Regions from separate parts of the Homo sapiens genome. Here regions 2 and 3 are each linked to region 1. A link is a loop called in an ENCODE intact Hi-C map of the cell type or tissue named here. Cell type or tissue: Caco-2. All regions are shown on one strand.

Region 1 (2,500 bases):
CGTGGTGGCTCAGGCCTGTAATCCTAGCACTTTGGGAGGCCTAGGCGGGCGGATCACGAGGTCAGAAGCTCAAGACCAGCCTGGCCAACATAGTGAAACCCTGACTCTACTAAAAATACAGGAAGATGAGCTGAGCATGGTGGCGGGCACCTGTAGTCCAAGCTACTCGGGAGGCTGAGGTAGGAGAATCTCTTGAAGCTTGGAGGCAGAGGTTGCAGTGAGCTGAGATCTCACCACTGCACTCCAGCCTGGGAGACAGTGGGAGACTCCGTCTCAAAAACAAGACAAAACAAAACAAAATACAGAATAGTATATAGGTGCATCCAGTAAAAAAAGGATACACGCCCCTTTCCTCTCAGAAATTTAATTATCTAGAGAAGAGTTTGATGTCTCTCTCTCTCCCTAGATATATATTTACACACACACACAATGAGCCTATATTTTATATATATGCATGTCCATATATACATGTATCTATTTATATTCATGTATACATATGCATATGTATACGATTTTTCATACATGTTATGTTTAGTCAAAACTTAAGCAATAACCTTCAATGCTTGTCTTTACAAGATGTTCTCCCTTCATCATATCAAGTACCTTTCCAGTCTGTCTTTCTACAGCTTTCCAGCAAATCCTTTCCAAAGTCAGTGGAGAAGTTTCCAGCAGGAGCAGCTGCTGAGAGACCCACATTGCACATACAGGCCTTACCGCCCGCTGAGCGGGAAGAAGCGGCACAGTGGCTTCTCAAGGGACCACTGAAAAGAGGCGGTCATTGCACCGTAGCTGGAAACAAACGGGGAAAATGCCTCAGTCTCACCTGCTGACACTCGCTGAGATTTTAGAAGCCACGCGCTGCAATAGCGGCTGGAGCGAAGGGACTGCAAATAGGTCACGTCACCCAGGATGGCGTTATCTCGCTTGAGGACAGAGTTCAAATTGTATGGATGTTTGTGGTTGTGAGAGCAAAGGCACGAAATCTTTGGAGATTTTTGGACATAATTTACTATCACTGTGTCTTTGTCTGCATAGACAAAAATAATTGATAGAAAAAATCCCCAGGAAATTCCAGCAGCATCAGCACTTTCTGCCGCTCATCAAGGCACAGGAGACAAAGAGGTACTTGGCCCTCAGCTGTCCAATCACAGGCCGGCTTCCTTGGCTGTCAAGTCACAGTCGTACTTCGCTGTCACCTGTCCAATCACAGCACGGCTTCCTCGGCTAATCACTGCACGCAGCTGGATCTTTTCCACCCAAAGAGCCACTTGCTCCACTTTGCGGGGCTGGCAGAAAGGGCTGCTGAGCTGCAGACCTGGTGATGCCTGGGTCCAGCCGAGCTGCTCTCTACAAACCCGGGTGCTGCTCTGTCACCCATGTGTAGATGCGATGTGGATAGCGTGTGTACCTGCCCCATACTCCCTATCATTCCATCTGCTGCTCTAATTTTGGGATCGCACTTCTTCTCACCATGGGAATTTGAATTCTCTGTTTTGCTTAGTTGTTCACTGTCTGTTTCCTCCACTAGAACTAGGCTTCTGTGAGAATGGAGACCCCCGGCTCTTTTATCAGTGTGGTACCCCAGTACCTTGGGAAGCATACCTGGTCCAGGGTAGACGCTCAATAAATAGTGTGGATGACTGTAGAAGTGGGTGCTGTATCCCAGGCTGCAGAGGGCTCATGGGAAAGGAAAAGGACCTACGAACTTGGAAAATAAAAAGGATGTGTGTGTGCATGTGTGAGTGTGTGTGTGCACAGTTCACACGAGTGTGTTCTGAACCAGGACCTACACGATCCCCCTGACTATGAGAGTGGAACAGGCCAGATTCTCCGCACTCGGGCTCACCTAGCTTTGTCGCCCTGATAGAAAGAGTGGAAGACAGTGATCAGTCACAGAGCTGCTGCTCTCCTTCACTCTGGTGCAAAATGAGGGTGCCTTAGCCCAATCAGATGCTGCTGTTCAGGGGCCCTGCAGACCCTCGACAGTCTTGGATGAGTAGTCAGGCCACTCACATGCCCCAGGTGGAGACGTGGGCTGAGAGAAAGACCCAGAATCCCAGGACATCACCAGCAGCTTCAACCACGCCATGGAGGCTGGGAGGATTCACAAATGGTGTGAGGATGGGAGTATTTCCAGCCAGCCTTGCTTTCCAGACCCCTCAATGGGTCTGCCCTCTCTGATAAGTAATGGAAATTAGCTAAGGGTCTTGGCTGAGGGCCTGACACAGCCAACTGGCCCCAAAGCTTTTTCTCTGATTGGCTCTCTGGGTTCTCCTTGGCCGAGGAAGAAGCCAGAGCCCCAAATGCCCGCTCAGCTCAGGAGGTGGCCTGTCTAGCCAGGGGAAGGCGGAGTGGTCAGCCCCTGCCAAGATTTAAGATGCTTTGGAACATTTGCTAAGAGAAAATACTCTCTCAAGCCATGGTTGTATTTACACAAATTGTTCTTCCTTAAACACACACACACACACACACACAGCATGAGTACATTTATTTCCAAAGT
Region 2 (2,500 bases), 66 kb before region 1:
TACAGCACCCACTTCTACAGTCGTCCACACTATTTATTGAGCGTCTACCCTGGGCCAGGCATCCTTCCTAATGTACTGGGGTACCACACTGATAAAAGGGCCAGGGGTCTCCATTCTCACAGAAGCCTAGTTCTAGTGGAGGAACCAAACAGTGAACAACTAAGCAAAATAGAGAACTGAAATTCCCATGGAGAGAAGAAGTGCGATCCCAAAACTAGAGCAGGTGGGACGATAGGGAGTATGGGGTGGTACACACGCTATCCACACCCCATCTCCACACGGGCGGCAGAGCAGTGTCCAGCTTTGGAGAGAGCAGCTCGGCTGGACCCAAGCATCACCAGGTCTGCAGCTCAGCAGCCGTTTCTATGAACCCTGCAAACTGGAGCAAGTGGCACTTTGGGTGGAAAAGATCCAGCTGAGTGCAGCGAGCAGTGGAGGAAGCCGGGCTGTGATTGGACAGCTGAGGGCCAAGTATGGCTATGATTGGACAGCTGAGAGCCAAATACGGCTGTGATTGGATAGCCGAGGAAGCCGGGCTGTGATTGTACAGCCGAGAGCCAACCACTTACATGTCTTCTAAGCCTGGATGAGGGGCAGAAAGTGCTGATTATGCTGGAATTTTTTTTTTTTTTTTTTTTTTTTTTTGAGACAGAGTCTTGCTCTGTCGCCCAGGCTGGAGTGCAGTGGCGCGATCTTGGCTCACTGCAACATCCGCCTCCCGGGTTCAAGCAATTCTCCTGCCTCAGCCTCCCGAGTAGCTGGGATTACAGGCACCCGCCACCACACCCAGCTAATTTTTTGTATTTCAGTAGAGACGGGGTTTCACCGTGTTGCCCAGGCTGGTCACGAACTCTTGAGCTCAGGCAATCCGCCCGCCTCGGCCTCCCAAAGTGCTGGGATTAAAGACTTGAGCCACAGCACCCGGCTGATGCTTGAATTTTCTAGGTATTTTTTCTATCAATTATTTTTGTCTATACAGACAAAGATACAGTGATGGGAAATTACGCCCAAAAATCTCCAAAGATAATTTCGTGCCTTTGCTCTCACAACCACAAACATCCATACAATTTGAACTTTGTCCCCAAGCGAGATAATGCCATCCTGGGTGACGTGACCTATTTGCAGTCCCTTCGCTCCAGCCGCTATTGCAGCGCGTGGCTTCTAAAATCTCAGCGAGTGTCAGCAGGTGAGACTGAGGCATTTTCCCCGTTTGTTTCCAGCTACGATGCAATGACCGCCTCTTTTCAGTGGTCCCTTGAGAAGCCACTGTGCCGCTTCTTCCCGCTCAGCGGGCGGTAAGGCCTGTATGTGCAGTGTGGGTCTCTCAGCAGCTGCTCCTGCTGGAAACTTCTCCACTGTCTTTGGAAAGGGTTTGCTGGAAAGCTATAGACAGACAGACTGGAAAGGTACTCGATATGATGAAGGGAGAACATCTTATAAAGACAAGCATTGAAGGTTATTGCTTAAGTTTTGACTAAAAATGCATATACACATTTTGTATATATGCATGTCCATATATACATATGTGAATATAAGATATGTATATATATTCATATAGCCATATGTGAATATAAATAGAGACATGTATATATAGACATGCATATATACAAAATGTATTATAGGCTCATTGTGTGTGTGTGTGTATATATATATATATATATAGAGAGAGAGAGAGAGAGAGAGAAAGAAAACTAACTCTTCACTGGACATAGAATTGGTGGGAGGAAAGGGGTATGTTTACTCTTTTTATTTCATGCACCTATATACTACTTCTATACTTTAAAGAAGAATATCTAATTTAAGAAGAATACAATTTTTAAAGAAAACTACACTTTTATAAAGGAATTGTTGTAGAAAGAACTCTGTAAGGTAAGCTAAGCCCCCCACCTACCCTCCAGGCTGCCCATTCTCCTGGTTGAGCTGCTGCCCAGGGCCGCCCTCCAGAACCCCCACCCCAGTGGGTTATAAAGAAACTGAATGCCAGCTCAGGTACCAGATGCCGTCACCTGAGACAGCAGCAGCTGCAGGGAAGCCGCTTCCACGACTCCAGCCCTGTGCTTGCGACAGAGGCCAACTCTCATCCCCGCCAGCCCCACGGGCGAGTCAGGCCACCATCGAGGCACATGTGGGCACTGCAGTGTGAGTCCCGGCTCATCACCAATCATTTAGGCCCCAGCTCACTTCCCCTCCTGGCTGGCAACTCCTTTTGTCCTGACCTGTTTATGATGAGCTGTAAAGAAGCACACAGTGGGATTGGGCCCTGGGATGAACCCTGGCAGACAGCTGGCTACATGGCAATCCTGCCCTCAGAAGTATTTCCCGAATTCTGCACTTTAGACACGGGAAGACGTGTGACAAATGCCAGCCAGGGCCCCTCCCCTTGGCCTAAATGCCATGGCTCAGGGCCAGCCTGTGTGGCAGGGAGTGTGACTGGGCATGGTGTCCCAGATGGTCAGCCACCCTCTCTCGGGCAGGTAACCACACACCTATGTGTCCCACT
Region 3 (2,500 bases), 150 kb before region 1:
CCTCAAATATCTTCCAGCCACCACATTTTAGCCCTTGAGGAGAGCTCAGTTCCGGAAGGACGCGTCAAGGTGGCGGTGGTCGGCATTGACTCAGGAAGGGGTGGGAAGAGGCACCTGCTGCGGCTGCGGCTGCGGCTACAGTGTTTTGTGAGCTCCGAGGAGACCCAGTCCTGCCTGGGGCAGCACATCATCGCTGCTTCTTCAGCTCAACAGTTCGTTCATCTCACGCCTCTTGCTGGCCTGTTAGAAACTGGGAGTCGGCCTCAGGCTAGCTTTGCTGAGGGAACTCTGCCTCAGTAAAAGCGAATTCATGTCTTGCAAGCGGGTAAAGCATTTGGATAAATGAACAACAGGGAATGCTACTTGCAGTAACAGTTTGAATTCACTGAAATGCTTTTGTCTTTAGCGCAGTGGTTGTAGTGGTTTGTCAGGGGAGAAGGAAACCCACATCATTTGAGCACCTGACCTTGCCATCCCCGTAGGCAGGTCCATGAGACATAAGTGATGCTCCTCCTTGGCTAAGTGCATGGAGGAACCAATCGCTGAAGCTCATGAAACCACGAAGATGAGGACACAAGAACTAGGTAACGCGCTGTGCCCTCTGCTAGCGCGATCCTTCCTTTCTCCCCACAACCAGCGGTCACCCACCTCTGCCTGCCCCTATGTCTCTGGCTCCCCCACCCTCCCTCCCAGGTCTTCAGCACTTTCCTCTTCTCGTGACTCATCTTGCATCTACTTCTTGTGTATCTTGCATTGGATATGCCAAAGTTCTTTCCTTTTTTGTGTTTTCTTTCTTTTAATAATATAAACTCCAAAATAGATTGTTTGATTCTTTTCATGTGGAACATTTAAAATATTATTTGTGCTTTATTACTTCTGAGAGTAATTGATTCTTTAAACATTGTCGGAGCTGTTAGTGTTGGTTAAAAGTTCATCTTCAGATACGGAACTGAACACAGCCCTGCTTCATTCACCGAGTTGGTTTGGGAGCAGGTGGAGTCATCTTAGTTCAAACCCCATCAAACAGGAGGCTGTTGTCCCGGCCAGCAGGTGGCGCACACCGTCAAGGTTTGTTTGGTGGATGGTTGAAGACAGTTTAAGAAGCCCAGCATTCGCTTCTATTCCCTTTGTATTTTCTCAGCTGAATTAACACCTATATTTCTGAGCTATGGTTAAGAGGGACAGTGTGACATAAATAACAAAAACACATTTTGCCATTTGGAATTTTCACATGCACTTATCTTAACTCCCCAGATCTTGAGATTATTTCTCTCAGATATTTTCTTTTGCTAATCTTTACATGAGTAATATTTTCAATGTGAAGACAAAGATATTCTTTCTACATTCCTTGTCCAGCATTATGCACATGAGGTTATATAATATTTGCTGATAGTTAATTAAAATCAACACATCTTTGGGATGGGCCGTAGGAGCGTAGAGGTAAGGAGATTGGGATGAAAAGGAAAGAAAAAGCTTCCAAGAGTAATTTTTACGTAGTAATTACCACAATTCCCATGGCCCAGGACTCTAAACTCACCAAGTCAGCGGCCGTGGAAGATCTAGACTGATGGCCACTGTGGGACACGAGCTTATGAAAGACGAATGTTGGTGGGACAGATCATAGCACTTATTCATTACTGATAACCACATTCGGGGATGGGAATTTGGACCTGATCTACTCAGTCAGTACAATTTTGGGGGAAATATCACAGCCAGTGTCGAGAATGCCATGTAGGCGATAATCATATGATAATTCTGAATTGGAGAAAAAATAATGAAACCACAATAATCAGGCTTTACATCATTTTTCATCTTGGAGCTTTTGTGTTTCCATAAAGGTAGAACAGGCACTGAGCGAAGGTTGTGCCATCACCACCTTCCCCGAGGCCAGCCAGAAGGAGCCGAGCATGGATAAGAAGGCGACCATCATCCGGTTTTCTTTTATTTATTTATTTATTTATTATAATTTAAGTTCTAGGGTACATGTGCACAATGTGCAGGTTTGTTACATATGTATACATGTGCCATGTTGGTGTCCTGCTCCCATTAACTCGTCATTTACATTAGGTATATCTCCTAATGCTATCCTTCCCCCCTCCCCCCTCCCCACGACAGGCCTGGGTGTCTGATGTTCCCCTTCCTGTGTCCAAGTGTTCTCATTGTTCAATTCCCACCTCTGAGTGAGAACACATCATCCGGTTTTCTAATGGTGACGTGAAGAAGATCAAACCCAGTCGGAGAGTGGTGTGTACAATGGATCTTTTTTGAAAAAAGATCTGTCTTTTTTTAAAAGAAATCAAAACTAACTCAGTTATTAGGAACGATTTTGCACATCTGTACCCCCTTTCCTCTGGGTGTTCAGGATGGGTTGGTGGGGACGAGCAGAGCACAGGCTGTGGAGGCGGGCAAGGCTCTCTATGAGCCAGGCTGTTCTGCTTCCTCGGTGCACTCAGGCAAGTGAGACCCTGTTGTCAAGACCCTCCGATCTGCACGGTGACAC

Evidence for each region. Peaks named below come from ENCODE experiments on the same cell type or tissue, not always from the same donor. Only the 100,000 strongest peaks of a DNase experiment are listed, where the experiment ranks them.
Region 2: a loop joins it to region 1, with 9 times the contacts of the local background. A loop is called at or near these places in 52 of 110 quality-filtered maps.
Region 3: it touches region 1 in a loop (7-fold over the local background); 6 of 110 quality-filtered maps call a loop at or near these places.

Annotation. Positions count from the first base shown.
Region 1 is chr6:167,218,867-167,221,366 of GRCh38, reverse strand. No RefSeq gene overlaps it. Among named protein-coding and RNA genes, the nearest start is that of HPAT5, 8.2 kb to the left of the region's middle. RefSeq lists an enhancer at 1-46. In Caco-2, no CTCF peak of the experiment used is centred here; a DNase peak (open chromatin) is centred at 1,166; H3K4me3 peaks cover 832 bases.
Region 2 is chr6:167,285,123-167,287,622 of GRCh38, reverse strand. It overlaps a transcript of UNC93A not described here. Among named protein-coding and RNA genes, the nearest start is that of UNC93A, 4.9 kb to the left of the region's middle. RefSeq lists an enhancer at 1-84. In Caco-2, no CTCF peak of the experiment used is centred here; no DNase peak of the experiment used is centred here.
Region 3 is chr6:167,370,550-167,373,049 of GRCh38, reverse strand. No RefSeq gene overlaps it. Among named protein-coding and RNA genes, the nearest start is that of TTLL2, 47 kb to the right of the region's middle. In Caco-2, CTCF peaks have their summits at 962 and 1,165; no DNase peak of the experiment used is centred here.